Linked DNA regions of Homo sapiens: region 2 is linked to region 1. Evidence: chromatin loops called from intact Hi-C (ENCODE). Cell type or tissue: PC-9. All regions are shown on one strand. Each heading gives the region's core, and the rest is flanking DNA. Links, peaks and the distances in the headings are about the cores only.

Evidence for each region. Peaks named below come from ENCODE experiments on the same cell type or tissue, not always from the same donor. Only the 100,000 strongest peaks of a DNase experiment are listed, where the experiment ranks them.
Region 2: a loop joins it to region 1, with 2.9 times the contacts of the local background. A loop is called at or near these places in 1 of 110 quality-filtered maps.

Annotation. Positions count from the first base shown.
Region 1 is chr11:92,213,189-92,221,774 of GRCh38, reverse strand. No RefSeq gene overlaps it. Among named protein-coding and RNA genes, the nearest start is that of FAT3, 7.3 kb to the left of the region's middle. In PC-9, for the core only: no CTCF peak of the experiment used is centred there; a DNase peak (open chromatin) is centred at 4,764.
Region 2 is chr11:92,145,808-92,154,393 of GRCh38, reverse strand. It overlaps LOC105369429 (a long non-coding RNA gene), which reads right to left and starts at 7,985. Exons shown (of 3, transcript XR_947893.1): 1 at 7,779-7,985; 2 at 4,354-4,577; 3 at 491-823. In PC-9, for the core only: CTCF peaks have their summits at 3,984 and 4,187; no DNase peak of the experiment used is centred there.

The DNA of each region.
Region 1 (8,586 bases), core at 250-8,249:
CCCACCCAGGGCTTTTTAGTTGAAGTTACAATGTGAACCAAAACCTAGAAGCATGAGAGATTAAAGAGCCTATGGTGGGAGCCCATGGATAAATACTCCTCTTTCCATCTGCAAGGAAAGGATTCAGAAATGTGTTCCATGGAGCTTCTCTGGTGGTCTTTGCTAAACAAAGCAGCCATTCTCCTGAAGCAATGGCCAGCTTGATAACACATCCTTGTACTGGCGCTCCATCCTTCCCTGGTTCTCCCCATCTGTTCCTCACATGCTTCCTGGGATCACACTTCCCAAATAAAATATTTTCAGCAAGTCCTTGTATCATGCTCTATTTTCTGGCAATCTCAGGCTAAAACACCTACGACTAATGCTAAATACTTACGTCAAGGGACGGCCAAATGATTTTTCAAACTGCCCTATGAGGATTTTACTTTTAAACAAACGTGTACCCAAGGACACCTGTGTTGGGGACCTGTTGTACAACTAGAAGTTTTCTGAATCAATTTCAACTTAGACTGCAAGGTTTATTAAAAAGTAAGTAATTAAAATATGCTAATTTTGAATTTACATATATGTAATTAAAACTCAAAACAGTAACTACAGGAATTTTTTAGAACTTAGACCAAAATGATCTTGTTACAGAGGAATATTTTATCACTGACATTTTTTAGAATTGCAACTACAAAGTAATACTAAAAAAAAAGACTGATTTTCTTTTTAAATTCTCTACAGATAGTGCTCCCACCCACCCGTTTGCCTGCTTGCTGTGCAGATCTCTCCTACTGGCCCACCCTTGGTATACCACTAATTGTACTTGCAGGTGGCCTTCTTTGCCACTCAACTATCCTAAGGCTGATCAATTTCAATCCCTCTTATTTTGGAACAGCAACCAAACCAAACTTGGACACACTGAGGTACTCTATTTTCGGCAAGCAAATTGTCCTACTAACTGTCTTTATCCTTTGGGAAACTCCTTCTATGCCCCTGTTTTGGCTACTGCTTTCTTCTCTTTGGCTAGACAGAGAATAAACGTAATGTCAGAGACTCATTTTTAACACATCTATAATTCTATGTTCTTTAGGCCACTCCTTTTTCTCTTTCTTACTCATTTGTTCATTCACTCACCCATTCATCTGTTCAAAAATTATTTTTGAGCAGCTGTGTACTTGGCTCTCTTTTAAGTGTCGGGGATGTAATGATTAGCAAAAACTGATGAGATATCTACCCTTATAGATCTTTGGGCCAGTGGAGAAGTCATTAATCAAATGATCAAACAAAGAAAAGCAAAAGTGAGAAGGGCTACAACTGCATGATTCAAGTGGTTTAGTTAGCACCACTGCCGTTCCAATGAGGGGGAATTTTTATTCATCTCTCTAATTTATTTACAAGCTAAAGTTCAACACGAACAATGACTAATGAGCATAAAGGATATTTAGTGTTACACCTGTTATATGTTTTGACATAATGTTATAAATAAGGGCAAATGTTATCAAGTACCAAGTTATTAATAGTACCAGGATCCCACTTTATCATCTTTAGCAAAATTTTCATCCACCCTCTTGGCCTCTGATTAAACCTGCTTTTCTTCAAGTGTCTAGAGGATGGAATATTAGAGTTTTTCATTCAAAACCTCTGTTTTAATCTTACATGTAATTTATGATTTCTTATTGGTGTCCCTATATTTTAGTACAATAGATATATTATGAATGAGATATGCTTATGTACTTTGATTGCCATTTATAACATATTTCTGGAACAAAAGCCTTCCATGTTTAAAATAACTGGCTTACAGACTTTTGAAACATGACTTGTTTGCAAATGAAGATGTTTCTTTACCAATCAAAGGGGAAGTTGTAATGTAATCTAAAAGTGAGGTGATAATTTATTATAGGTGTATTAGTCCATTTTCACACTGCTATAGGGAACTGACTGAGACTGGATAATTTATAAAGGGAAGAGGCTTAATTGACTCACATTTCTGCAAGGCTGGGAAGACCTCAGGGAACTTATAATCGTGGCAGAAGGCAAGCGGAAGCAAGGCATGTTCTTCATAAGGCAGCAGGAGGGAGAATGAATGCAGAAGGAAATGCCAAACACTTGAAAAACTCAGATCTCGTGAGAACTCACTATCACAAGAACAGCAGGGGGAAACTGCCCCCATGATCCAATTACCTCCACCTCATCTCTCCTTTGACATGTGGGGATTATAGGGAGTATAAATCAGATGAGACTTGGGTGGGGACACAAAACCTAACCGTATCAATAGGTACCATGAAGTCTTAGAGTTAGAAAAGAAGATAAAGCTTATCTATCTATTTCACTGCCTTTTGATTTGCCTACATCATAGCTGCTATTTCTTTTCCCTAGTTACTTCTCTAGTCCACTTCCAAAAATAATCTAGGTGTAGAATGAAGACTTTTGTCTACTTGCTAAAAGGAAAAAATACACAATCTTCTTCCTTATTCGTTGACTAAAGGAGAAAAGAAAAATTAGAAAGAAATACATCTAAACTAAGGAGCCCCAAAACCAAAGAGAGGGAAAAAAGCCTTACCAAAATGTTGGTGAGTAAATTATAGCAGTTTGTTTTTTATCTGATCTTAATTAAAGTAGGGAAGTACTATTAAGAATAAATGTTGGCATGTTGCCTCAAATTAAGGAAGATCAACATCCTTTTCATTTTGAATTCATGAAAAGGGCTATTTACTCTTATTTTTGAATACTTTGGCTAAACGAGTTAATACCCATTTCATTTCACCAGGGCAAATGTTAGCCATGAATGTTAATGTAATTTTCCAAAAGTGAATTGTATCAAACTATTTGCATAACAAAAAATCACTGTGAACAAGTACCTTGCTGCCTGCAGTTGTGTTGTCAAAAAGAAACTGCAAAAACATCATCTATTTTCCTTTCTTTTCTTTCTTTCTTTTTCTTTTCTCTCTCTCTTTCTCTCTCTTTCTTTCTTTCTTCTTCTTCTTTTTTTTTTTTCTTTTTTTTTTTGACAGAGTCTCACCCTGTTCACCAGGCTGGAGTGCAGTGGTGCAATCACAGCTCACTGCAACCTCCGCCTCTCAGGTTCAAGCAAATCCCCTTCCTCAGCCTCCTGAGTAGCGGGGATTGCCGGCATGTGCCATCATGCCTGGCTCATTTTTGTATTTTTAGTAGAGATGGGGTTTTGCCATGTTGGCTAAGCTGGTCTGGAAATTCCGACCTCAGGTGATCTGCCCACCTTGGCCTCCCAAAGTGTGAGATTACAGGCTTGAGTCACCGCACCTGGCCCTCATCGTCTTCTTTCAAATCTGGTAACTTTGTTCACCTGTAAATAATTAGTTATCAAATATGGTTGACTTTCAGTAAAGTGAAACAACTACTGATTAGGAGGAAGTAGTGGGTTCAAGGAGTTGATAATAGGATTCAGTTTTTTCCCCTTCAACATTTGCTCTTCCAAATTTGAATCAGATTTTTGGTGATTAATAGCTCTTTTCCTCTGGTACTGTTTTAGGAGTCAGTTTGAAACAACGTACTTTTCTTAGTACATTTTCCACTGGGGGAGTCATTAGTATTAATGGAGCGCTGACATCATTCATACACTGAAACCCACTATGTGCCTAGTGGCCAGTGTTGGGCAGCTTTGTGGTATAAATGGTTCTTGACATCAAGAAGCTTACCCACGAACGGAGCACTGCACTTGGGCTTAGGAACACTGGCTCTAAGGGATGTCAATAATCTCTTCAACCATACTACCTTTATTTTCCGTTCTTTGCTACCCTGCAGGCCTAGGAAATTTTCTGGTGACTGCCAGTCTGGGTCTAGTTTCTGTGTTCTCCCTGGCAATTGGTCTTTACCTCTGTGATATCACTTCTCACACAGCTTCATCCTCATCTTTTATCTGTTTTTGTGTCTCCAGTGACTAGGAGCCTCTTTGGGATAAAGGCTGATCTTTTATCTCTGTATTACCAAGGTAAGCTTCACGTGTTGAGTGCTCAACAAACTATTTTTTTGTTGAATGAATAAATATATTAGCCAACCTTATATATTTGGATTTTCAAGAGATCAGAGAGAATGAGGTTATCATACATCTACACTGTCTTAAATTTCTCAAGAGTGAAGCCTAAATCAGTGATTCTCAAAATGTAGTGCCTGGACCAGCAACATCTGCATCAATTTGTAACTTGTTAGAAATGCAAATTCCCAGGCCCCAGACTTAGTGATGCAGACATTCTGGGGGTGCAGCCCAGCAATTTGCATTTCAACAAGCTCTCCTGGTGATTCTGATACATGCTAAAATTTGAGAACCACTGACCTAGATCTTCCCACTCCTTACATGCACACACTGCTCACAGTTCAGTGTAAACCCAGGTGCACCCTGATCCCATGTCTTCAAAAATGGAAGTACCATACTTCTTTAACCCAACTTTTAAATCTATGCAAAGAAAGTCATTAGTTAACCTACTTTGGCAAAAACTCCAAATTATCCTCATTGCTCCCCGATGGTGAGGTGTTTGGGATTGAATTCCCAAATAATTGCTTCAATTAGCCAATTTATTTCACTTAGGTAGGCACAGCTGGAGGTAATAGCATCCACTGTATCCTAAAGGTGTTCCAGCCTCTTCCCCTCAGGTTGAAGCCAACTACAGACCTGCTGAGGAGGGGGAATTAACCACTTGGCGAGAGAATAGAGCCAGTATCTGCACCTATTTGGCCACGTTAACAATTTTCTTTCTTCTACATCCTGGTTCTTTTGATCTTATGCTACTAAGGTCTGGCCTGTGAGTCATAGAAGGAAGTGCTTTCCCATATAGTCAAGCACACTTGGGGAGCATCTCCCCATAGTTGGAATCATAATAGAAGAAGGGAAGTAACTGGAGGAAGTTCAGCTGTCTATTGTCTCAGCTGCTTTGATTTTCCTGTTAAGTGGCATTTTGCATGAATGTGAACTGAAATTGAAGTTTGTGCACCTTTTGAATGTTATTGCCATCATAGTCACGGGGACACACTTTATTTCTGAAAACCTGGGATGAGAATTTTGAGGCAAGTAATTACAAGCAATCCTTGTTGGTATTAAGAAATAATCAGATTATTTACAAGGATTACACATCTTGAAAAATAAAAGAATGCTTCAGGAGCTAGTGACATAGAAAGTATTTTCATTTTCTTCAAGTTGCGCCTAAAAGCAGTAACTTTTTTTTTTTTAGCCATGCTTCAAGTATACTTTCTGTTAAATATTTGAAACCTGGTACCAATAACTTTTTGTTTGCCTTTAAGACAAAATTGACTCACTTGATAGAGTCTTCTCTCTTTCAGAGTTGGAAGGTTTAGGTGAAGAAATGTCTGAAGAAAATTTCATTTCTCAGCACATATTTCTGAGCCTGTTTGGGAGTGACAGTAATGGCATTATAAGGTATTGAAGCGGTGTTCCTGGAAGCTAGTAGAGAGGTCAGAGCAGTGTGAAAATTTCCAGCAAATCTGTCAAGCATCCTGCAGCTCTGGAACATAGCACAGAGTGTTTTCATTAGTGGTCAGAGTCAAGGAAGGTGGTCAAGTCCCAATACTGACATTTAGAGATCACACCATAGTTGATGTTTAGTGTTTTTTAGCTGGGACATGTGTCCAGTGGAACATTCTGAGTGGATATGCATATTTTAGCCCACTATGGTTTAAATATTTGGAAGCTATAGAAAATTCAGGAAACATTAGGTTTTAATTACTGTAAATTTAGGTGTTACTTATGGCAGAGAAGTTTTAAAAATGGTAATATTCTAATAACCTGGGAATAATCCACTCAATAAGAGCCAAGATAGAAAAGAAACCCACTACTTTTATTCATTTCCTAGCCCATTTATTTACTTGTGCAAGCATAAGTAAATCACATAAACACTCCTGAGTGTTTATTATGTTCCAGAAGCAGAGAGCCAAGAGGTCAACATGACAGCTCCTGCCTCAAGGAGCTTTCAGTCTTCTCTACTTGCTTCTACTTATCTCCATTGTACCCTGGAAGACAAGTCAATAGTAATTGTAATTTAGTGTAATACATATACTTGCTTCCTTTCCAGAGTGGCTGTCCCTTTCAGAATACCTCTAAGCCCCCAACCTGCTTCTATTGTACAGAGAAAAGGAAACAATTTTTTTTAAGTGAACAACTATTTGAATAATATTTCCAGAGCAGCTTCTAGGAGCTCAAATCTTTGTCTTTGCTCCACATGGTGTAGAGACCCCAGTCTGGTTCCTCAATAGTTCCCAGGGGATTGTTCCAAATAGTAGTTGGTTTTTTTGGGGGGGAACAACTGAATTCTTTTGAGAATAGGAACAGCTACTGATGGGAGACTGCTCAGTAAAATTCATTCTCTTACCCTAAAAGGATTAGAAACTGCCCTTTTGAGAATGGACTTAGGCAGCTTTGTATTTCTTTATTGTGGTGGTATGTGCCAGTGCAGGAAGGAGACAGCTTCTCTCCTACCTCCACTCTAACATGGCAAACATTTTGTCAGGTAAATGAGCATTTCCCTTAAAACTGATTGATTTGCAAGGAACAGTAGTGTTTAGTCTGAATGATACTCCCAAGCTAAGAAGTGTATCATTGTGGTTTTTTTTTTTTTGCATTAACAAGGGTTAATAAATAATAATCTTTCCTAATTCTTGCTTTTCACAGTGCCAGTCTCTAATTTGACTTGGCATTTTGGGTAGAACTTGATCATGTCCCTGTTGAAGTCACTGAGAATCCCCATCAGCAATCTTGCAGTAATCTTGCAGCAAAATCTGCCACTCAAAACTTCGTGGCTCTTGAATAGAGCCAGTTTGAAATCTTGGCCAGGATCTTTGAACTCCAGCCCAGCCAGGCTGATGTGACTCTGGATTTATCTCTCAGCAGGATGTCTCCCAGAATTGGCAGTCTCTGTCATGTAACAGAGACACACAAGGATCCTGCCAACAGCAAAGGCCAAAGAGCAAAGAAAGAGGAAAAGCAGGGGACATCTTACAGTATCAAGATATTAGTGTTTGCACTTTTTTGTATCTAAACCAATAATTACATGCATGCACGCACGCACACACATACACACACACACACATGTATTTAATATATGCCATCTAGCTAGTCTAACCCAAAATGCTTAACTGCATTAATCATTCAACCAATAATTTTTATATGCTAAATGTAGTGTTTGTCTTTTACAAATTAGTTCTGGCCATGATTACTGCTCTCAATGTGCTTACATTCTAGTTGTGGAGACAAGTTTTATACCCTAATGAAGACCAGTTATTGTGAGAAATATTATCTAATGAACTAGAGAATGGGGCACATAATAAGAGATTTGAAATTTCTGGGAAATGAGAAATTATTACATGCTGGGATAGAAAAGCATCATTGAAGAAGTGCAATGTGGGCTGAATTCTAAAGAGTAGGAGGGATTCAGATGGAATCAATCGGTCATTTCAAATGACATATGTAAAGGGAGAGAGATAGAGGGCAGAAGTGCACAAGACCTACTCAAGCAAGAGCAAGAATATTGCACTCAAGCTTTAGTGCAAACTAGTGATGTAAAGACCATATTTCATAGGGCCTGGAATGCTAGGCCAGGGAGTTTGAATGTCATCTTAAGGCAGCTGAGAGACCTCGAGGATTTTCAGTTGAAAAACATAAGGACAGTGTTTTAGGGGACTAAATGTGGTGACATGATCTTTGAAAAGGGAGAAACCTAGAGGTGGGGCAACTGGTAAGAGAAACTAATGCAGGGGATGAGGGCAGGACTTGGGGTTAGATGGATCTGGATTCCAGACTCAGCCCCTCCATTTCTTAGCTTAGGTAAGCCATATAATCCTTCTGAGTTTCAGGTTTGGATGATAATAATATTTATCCTCTTCTACTGAGAACCTACTCTGCTAGGCACTATTTTAGGCACGGGGATATGGAGGTGAGCAAAATGAATAAAGCCCCTTCCCTGAGCTCCAATCCCTTATGGATATAGGAGAATTGGAAGCTAATTAAATGAGCTAATGTATGTATGTTCCTGATACATAGTAGATGCTCAATAAATGGTAACTAGAAAGTCTACTGTAGTAATAGTCAGGTAATGAAATAGAAAAATTGCAACATTCTTTTCCAAAGCCCTTAGTCTCCGGAGAACAAGCACAGGTTTACATTTCAGGATGTGGATTCCATCCCACTGGCTCTTTCTCAATGCAACTGCTGTCCTTTTGTTCCAGTTTGCTTGGGCTTCAATAACTTGAACATTTCAACGCCTGCATGCACTTAACATTCTTGATGTAAACACACTGAGTTAGACTTTGGTGATCCAGAACTCTTTTCCTTTCTGAGATGCCTGGGCCATGGAAGTCTCTGCCCCCAGTCTTTCCTGTGTGAGAAGCAAAAAGCCTTTCCTTTCCTCAGTCAATACCACCACGCCCTGCTTTTCACCTGACAAGATGATGAGAACTTGAATTATCTCCTGAATATCTTGATGCTCAGTGCTCAGGCCAACTCTGCTAAAACATAACCTATCTCTGAAGGATTTGTTCATGAGCTGAGCAACTAAATCTTTTCTCACCAGACAGTTGACCAAAGGAACCGATAATGTTTGATATCTTTAATATTCTCCC
Region 2 (8,586 bases), core at 170-8,169, 67 kb after region 1:
TTGTTGACTGTAACTTTTATAGGGAATTTGAATGAGAATGGATATGGCCAAAGAAAAACCTTCTCATTGGAAATTGGACCCTTGCCAGCTTTTGACTTCTAAGAGAGATCTGAAATCTGGGGAAAAAATAGCCAAGTTAAAAATACGATTTTTTTTTTAACTTTTGCTTTGTTTCTTGAAAAGTATAATGGCATTCCCATGTAGTCTTTAGTTATGTTGGATCATATCAACACTGACTTAGATACATCTTCTTAGATATTCAACATATTTTGCTAACTAACCTGAAGAGGTCATTTACACTTTAGTGTGAATAAAACCCAGACCTTTTAGGGATGTCCAATTTTTTTTTTTTTTTCCTTTCCAGAGCTCTACCAGTTCTTGAAAAAAATTTCACAAGTCTGTTGCAAAATGAGTAAAATGAAGTGCAATGTGGTATATTTTTCACGAAGCTGAATTAATTCAATTGTAAGTGCTAATCTTCTGTTTTGAGATTTGATATTTGCAAAGTTTTCTGGGTTGAAGTGTTCATTTTATTATGAAATGGTGGTGGTAGAAGACTGAAGCTTTTACTTTTTTATATTCCTGGCAAAATCCAAAGTTGTTAGCTCTACTTCTGTTTGCCAATTTTTTGTTTGCTTTTAATTGATTGGCCTGTGGCATATGTGTCTGGGAACCACTGGTGTGATAGAAAGAGCCCACGCTCTGGAATCAAAAGCCCTGGGGTTTTCATCCTTGCTGGGTCTGTTATAAGCCAGATGAGCTGAGTCCTTATTGATCCTCATAGAATCTCCGTTTCTCCATTTGTAATGTGAAGGCAATAGAGCTGTTGAGAGAATTAAATGAGATCACATATACAAAATGTCTAGCTCATAGTTATGCTTAATTGACAATAGTTTGTCCTCTTTATTTTTTCATTCAAGAAGCAGATTTTGCAAAAAGAAGATGGAGGATATGATTATTGGTTAAGATTTGGGAGAGGAGGGAGTAAGATAAACAAGTCATACAATAGGAAATAAAGGTTTCAAAGGCAGATTATGTGTGACGAAAACCTTTCTTTCTGTACTTAATAATGTCTTCTGATATTGTGGAAGGCTTCAGAGGTTAGGATATGTCTTGTTGTTTTTGGTCTTCAGTATCTGGCACAGAGCAAGCTCAGAGAAGTGCTACTACAAGTGGTGTGACTCAGGAAGCAGATTCTGATTTGGATAGTTGCCTGCAGAAACTTTATTGGGGTATGTTTTCCAGTAATGTCTATGGGGAAGGTGAAAGAAGAAGGACCAGACAGATGTCTGTACCAGCTTATATGAAATTTTGGAGCTGGGATATCCCTGCAGAATTGTCCCGAACCAGGGTAGAGTGTTCAGGCCTTGATATCACACTCAGTGACCAGTTTTAGGATGTGGGTTAACACAGGGAAAAGGAATGACTTGGGAGAGGTGGCTCTCTTCAGCTGAGGGCAAGCTTGGGAGGAGATTTATCTGTGAGCTCTTAGTTGCCATTGTGGGCTACATTGTGTTCCCTAAAAAGATATTGAAATCCTAACCCCTGAAACTTGTGAATGTGACTTTACTTGGAAATAAGGCTTTTGCAGGTGATCAAATAAAGATGTCATTAGGATGTCCCCTAATCCAATAAAAAAGGGGAGAATGGACACAGAGACATACATCTGTAGAGGGAGGATGATGTGAAGACAAGGGAGAATGCCACCTACAAGCCAAGGAGAAAAGCATGTGACAGATTTTCGGCCCTCCCATCCCTCAGAAGGAGCCAACCCTGCTGACACCCTGATTTTGAACTTCTATCCTCCAGAGCTGTGAGACAACACATTTTTGTTATTTAAGTCACTCAATATGTGGTATTTCGTTAGGGTAGTCCTGGGAAACTAATGCAGTTGCCAACACATTGAGCAGCCTGCCATCGGTGCTGCAGTCCTGAAGTGAGGCCATCTGGTGGCACACCACAGTAGTTATTACGGGAGCTCCATGGTGCTTGAGCGATAAAGTCTTCAGGTCCCAGCTTGGACCAATGCCGGGTCGTATTTTTCTACTACCTAGGAAATTGACGCATTCTTTCACCTACTGATGTCCACACACCTCCTTGCAATGAAACACTCAGCCACATATGGTTGTCTTGAGCCTGTCTTTAGAAACTGACCAAGGGAGAAGATCTGCACATGCTCAGGAAACATACTTACTCTGAAGTGCCCTAGAAAAGAGGAATATTTATAGAGAAGGGTTTCAAGTCAGGCTAGGACTGTTTTGGGGCTTACTACCACTGTTCTATTGAACAGCTTGTTCAAGGAAATGAGATTTTGAACAAATCAGTAGTCCTGGCTATGAAGAAGGAAGGAGGTACCAAAAATAAAGAATAAAAAATCTTTAAGTCGGGTGCAATGGCATGTGCCTATAGCTCCAGCTACTCAGGAGGCTGAGAAAGTAGGATTACTTGAACTCAGGAGTTTGAGACCAGCCTAGGCAACATGGCAAGACCCTGTCTCTAAAGAAGAAAGAAAGAGAGAGAGAAAGAAAGAAAGAAAAGAAAAAAGAAATAAAAGAAAAGAAAGAAATTGTGTCACAATCTTGTTCAGAGTAAATTTGTTTTTCTTTCTTTTTTTTTTTTTATTTGAAACAGGGTCACACTCTGTCGCCCAGGCTGGAGTGCAGCAGCACAACCTTGGCTCACTGCAACCACCTCTGCCTCCTGGGTTCAAGCGATTCTCCTGCCTCAGCTTCGCGAATAGCTGGGACTACAGGCCTGCGCCACCATGCCCAGCTAATTTTCATATTTTTAGTAGGCACGGGGTTTTATCATGTTGGCCAGGCTGGTCTCAAACTCCTGACCTCAAAGTGATCCACCCGCCTCGGCCTCCCAAAGTGCTGGGATTACAGGCATGAGCCACCGTGCCCGGCCCAGAGTAAATTTTTAATGAGCAATTCCTTCAGGATAGAAGAGAAATGGGGATAAATTCAAATCATTTCAGGTCGATGTTTGCTAGGACTACATGCATCTTCTGTATTATCTTTGGATTTTGCATAGCTTTACAAAAGCAGGTGATGTGTCTCTGTGACTTATTTCTGTCGTCTCAACACTAACAGGATGAACTACACTGGAGATTGAAGAAGCTTTTTTTTGTTGTCAACCACAAAACTTAGAGCCAGGGGGTATATGAAATCAGATTACATGACACTCTTGTCTTTTTCATGCAACTTGTGGGTATTAGCTACATTCTTCTTCCATTAACAGAACAGTGGGAGAGGAGGAATCTGTTATCTCACTCATGTTAACACTAAATTGTCATCAGAATTTGAATTGTAAAATTTTTATTTCTGGTCAGAGGCAGGATGAAAACCACTTGTTTTTATAAACTGCACTTCAGGTAAATACTCAGGCTTTGAGTTTGAAATAGGTAATTGTTAAATGGATATTGAAGGCATGATTAAAGACCTTCATTATTTGCACATTTTCATCTTTGGATTGTATATACACTCACACCCATTAAAGGAACCATACAACTTAGTGTAGAAAGGCCCAAATTCCATCCCTTGCTGCAAACCACATAACACAGCAGCACAGATTCAGTACAAGCACATAGTAGGTGCTCAGTAAAGATCTTCTGAAGGAAAATCTGTGCTGCAAAATAAAAACAAGTGTCCCGAAAGAAATATGTCAAGTCTCTACTAAAATTTCTCTTTCAGGAAAGTAGATCAATCTCTTAGATGGTGTTTGACTCAGATACCCCATGTTTCCTTTTACTATACTTCATTTCGCATGTCCTCTCAGAAGTCCAGAAGTGCCTGGAATTTATTTCCTAAGTGGGGAGGAGGCAGGATTGTGAGAGTCCAGATCTCACTGTTTAAGGTAAGGGAAATCTGGTAGTAACTTTCCTTAAGGCTTCAGTCTGGAGCTAGCTACTCTTAGCAGGATTTTGCCAGGGATCTCACCTTTGCTGAGCTGCTTCTTGTCCCATTCTGTTCCCCAATTCCATTGTGTATTTATTCTCATCTCAGAAAACCCTAACCTAAAAGCATTCTCTCTTGATTCCTGGTTCATCTCAAAGAACTGCCCCATTTTTCTGCTCCCTTTCACAACAGTTTTGCAGTCTTCCTGCATCTAATTCTTTTCTCCTTCCTTGCTCAAACCACTCAATACAGTTTTCCACACTAAACACTCGACTGAAACTCCTCTTCTCAAGATCACCAGCGACCTCTATCTGGCTGAATTCAATGGCTACTTCTTGTTCTCATTGTACAGGACTTCTAAGCAGTATCTAGATAATCTGACCATCCCCTTCTTAGGGAAATGCTCTCTTTTCTTGTCTTTCTTGATACCACCCTCCCACAGTTTTCTTGTTACCTCATTGGTCATTCCTTCTTCACCTTTGAGCTGGTTCCTTCTTGGTTGGCCTATTAGATGTTGGAATACATAATGGCTTAGATCTTGGTCTCTTCCTTTCTCCTTCTATGCTGTGTTTCTTGGATATGCTGGAGACTGCCCAATTTGTGCCTCTTCCCCTGATTCTTCCATTAAAACTTGACTGTATATCTACAGACTGCTTCACTTGTGTATTTAATATGCGTCTAAAACGAAAAAGCCCAAGAGAGAACTGCTGTTTCTGTATGGCAATACCACTTAACAAACACAATGAAAAATTCTTTTTTACTCAGTTTTCCAGGTCTTCGTAAATATATCACTTTCCAATATGCTGCCCAAACTGGAAAAAGGAGGCATTTCTCATTTCTCTATTCTGCCCTCCCTACCACATAGAATAGATCAGATAATCCCATCGACCATGTCGCTGCAATGTATTTCGAATCTGACTCTCTTCTCTTCATCTCCACTGCTACTACCCAGTTCTTGTCATCATCTTTAATTACCCAGATGACTGAATTCATCTACAAACTGGTCTCTCACTTCCTTTGTTGTCCACTTACTCTTCTCATCCCCTCCCTAAATCATCCTTGTAATACATAATAAGATTACACTAATTCCTTTGCTTAAAACCCTCTGTGGCTTCTTTTCACCCTGAAAATAAAATCTAAAACCCTTGCCCAATTTATAACCCTTGCTTACCTTCTGATTCTTCCCTATTCCCTTAGATTCAGTCATTCTGAACTTGTTTCTCTGCTGGCACGTGACAATCCTTAAAGTCTAGTGCTTGCAGTTCTTCCACATACCATATTCTAGACTGAGATCTTTTCAAGACTGATCCTACTATAGGTGGGAAGCATTTGCCTCAGGCAAACTCCTCCAACTGTTGTAAAACTGAATTCTGTATCCAAGGAGTTTCCACCAATAGTCTAAAGTGTTTAGGATCATTCCAGCCAAGCTAGAATAAACTTGAGCTTCTAATTTGGATCTTAAAACCCAGAGATGGGTTTGTATTGTATAGACTTCTCCAGATTCTTAGCCCTGCCATATCGACCTGTGGTTAGACTTCCATTTGTTGTCAAAAAAGTCTGTTCTTATTTATTGTGAGGTTCTGAAAAGCAGAGACTGTACCACTCATCTGGAAAACTGACACAGCATATGACACCTGTTCAGAAGATGCTCAAAAAGGGTTTACTCTATAATGTAAAGACCAGTGAAGATTGGATTCTGTGATTAGCTTTGAAATTTATGTAACTTTCAAAATTACTCTGAGCTTAACTTTCTTTATATGCACTTTATACAAATGTGGTAAAGACTGAATGAGATAGTGGATATCAAAGTTTTACCACATGGCTGGTACACAGTAGACATTAGAGAAGTCTTCATTTCTCCCTTTCTCCCTCCATATCTTCTCTTCTTAATAGTTTCTTCCTACTGTAGATTTACCTATCATTGCAACCTCAGTGCTAAGCATAGGACTTACATTTTTTTCTTTCTTCATTCCTCTTAATGTTTCCTTCCTTCTCAGCTTTCTCTATTTTAGCCTTTTTCTTTACCATCTCCTTTTCCTCTTTTCTATTCTTCTCTTCTATCCAATATTGAACTAACCTATACTTTTCTCTTCTTTCTCCTTTGCCTTTCTTAAAGTTTAACATTAACACTTACTCCCTCTAACCTACAAAAAAGAGAGGTAGTGGAGACTGTGCTCTTTAGTCAGATCCTAAGTACCAGTTCTCTGTCTGTCTCCGAGAAAAAAAAAAAAAATCTGTGCACTGGAGCTTGTCTTCTACTCCCTACTGAGACAAAAGTGCTTCCCAAGCTCATGCAACCCACATGTTAAAATATTAATAGAAAAAAAAAAACCCAGCAAGGCAAGGGTCACAGCAGTTTGGGCATGAGACCAGCAGGTCTTTTGGAGCCCTCTTCTGTGTGGAGCCAATGGGAAGACTGACATTTAGCGTGCCTCCACACAGAGATGCAGATGGCTTCTAAGCCTATTTCAGTGAACATACGAGGAAGTGGGTGGGGGAGACTGGAAAGAGCCACAATTCCTATCCATGGCATCAAAATGCCAAGAACTGAAGACAATTAAAAATGGATAACTTGAGGGAAAGCACAGAGAGAGACAGTTTGAGTTTTATTAAAATGCATTGAAAACTTTTTTTGTTTTTGGGAAAAAGAATGAAAAATTATTTTGATCTGTTTTTAAGTTAAAGAAAAGAAATATCCTTCAACATTGGCCTCTTCTAAATAGGTTTAGTAGGTAAAAATAAATGCAATCAAATTTCTGACAGTATTTTCCTTTAAAAAGATGCAAATAAATTTGTAATACAGTCAAGCTCCAAAATAACAGATTGAAATACTCAAGATTATAAATTCAAATTTTTTTCCATTGAAATGGCATTTCAATTTCCTTCCCTGGAATACCTTGGGTGGGGGGTCACTATCTTTAAATGCTTTCTGGTTTTCTATTTTTTTTTTCTTTGAGTGGTGGATTCTAGCTGAAACAGTTACAAACAGTTAAGTATATTTGATTAGAGATCACTTGGGATTCATCATCACTTGGGATACTTCATATATGGACAGTATCCATATATGAAGATGAAAAATCTACAAGCTAGAGGTAATTTATTATTTTCTCATAAGCATTTGCATTTATAAAAGTATGTTCTTGCTGGGCGTGGTGGCTCACACCTGTAATCCCAGCACTTTGGGAGGCCGGGGTGGGCGGATCACGAGGTCAGGAGATCGAGACCATCCTGGCTAACACGGTGAAACTCCATCTCTACTAAAAATACAAAAAATTAGCCGGGCGTGGTGTCGGGCGCCTGTAGTCACAGCTACTCGGGAGGCTGAGGCAGGAGAATGGCATGAACTCAGGAGGCAGAGCTTGCAGTGAGCCAGGATGGGGCCACTGCATTCCAGCCTGGGTGACAGAGCAAGACTCCGTCTCAAAAAAAAAAATATTCTTTTATTGTTGGTTCTTACTTTGCCATTACACAGCTTACTAGCTCATCTTTATACTCTAGTGTTTAAGAGCTTAAGCTCAACAGCTATATTTCCCTATATTTTATTTTGGGTCAAATCCCATCCATCACTTACTAGGTGAGTGACTTTGGTCAAATTACTTACTGCTTTCAGCCTCACTATATTCATCCATAGGATGTGGATATTAATATTTGCCCCGTAAGGTCTTTGTGAAAATGACATATGATTCAGCATATAAGGCCTTGAGGATGTCAGAAAGATGGCAGAATCAGAATTTTCAACCTTTGTATCCTGACAGAAACACTGATTTTGACAACCATCCGTGGAGAAGAGCCCAGGAGTTAAGCAGAGATGTCCTGGCATTCTATTGGAAGAAACAAATTTGTGAGTAGGCACACTGAAGAGCATAAGAACAGTTTTACCCTGCCCACATCACTCCTCCCGAAGGTAGCACAGTTCATTGCCAATACAGATCCTCTCAATTTATGAATTTATCCACGGGGGAAAGTGAGAGAGTAGTTGAGTGTCTGCTTCTCTAGCCATGCAGCTTCCTGCCCAAAGGCCCACTTCTTTCTCTCTGCACTCAGAATACTGAGGGGATCAGCATGGCTGAATAGTCTGGGGGCAGGTAGGAGCAGGGAAATGGGGTGGGGCCTCACAGCAACCAGGCATGGAATACAACAAAGGGCCATGGTTTCTACTAACTGCCTTATGACTTCACAAGAGGCCTACCCATTTATCTAGTAGGATGTATCACCTGCATCTTTCCCACCAACACACCCATGCATGCCCCACTGCTCTGTGTGCCCTCCCCTTTTACCATAGCTATTGTGAGTACGCCCCTGCAGACCATGCAGGTGTACACACAGACAACTAGCGCCAACTATGCTGGCTTGAAAAAAGATGCTTAACCTTGACCACTTCAAGATACTACCTTAGGGAAATGAAATGGTAAACTCTCCACACTCAGCCTAGTTTTGTGGAATTGAGAAAAAGCACACAATCCTAAGACTTCCCCCTCCCAAAAGTAACAAAAGGAGTGGAGAGGGTACATCCATAGAAAAATCCTGAAAGACCACAGGAATACCCAGGCAGTCTGACTGATGAAAGTCTTTTTCTCCCAAAGCCAGTCAAACAAAAACCAAAACAAACAAACAAACAAAAAACTGGAAGAGGTGACTGCTTCCTCAGCTGTGAATACTGCAGCAGGAGACTTCAAGGAGCATGAAA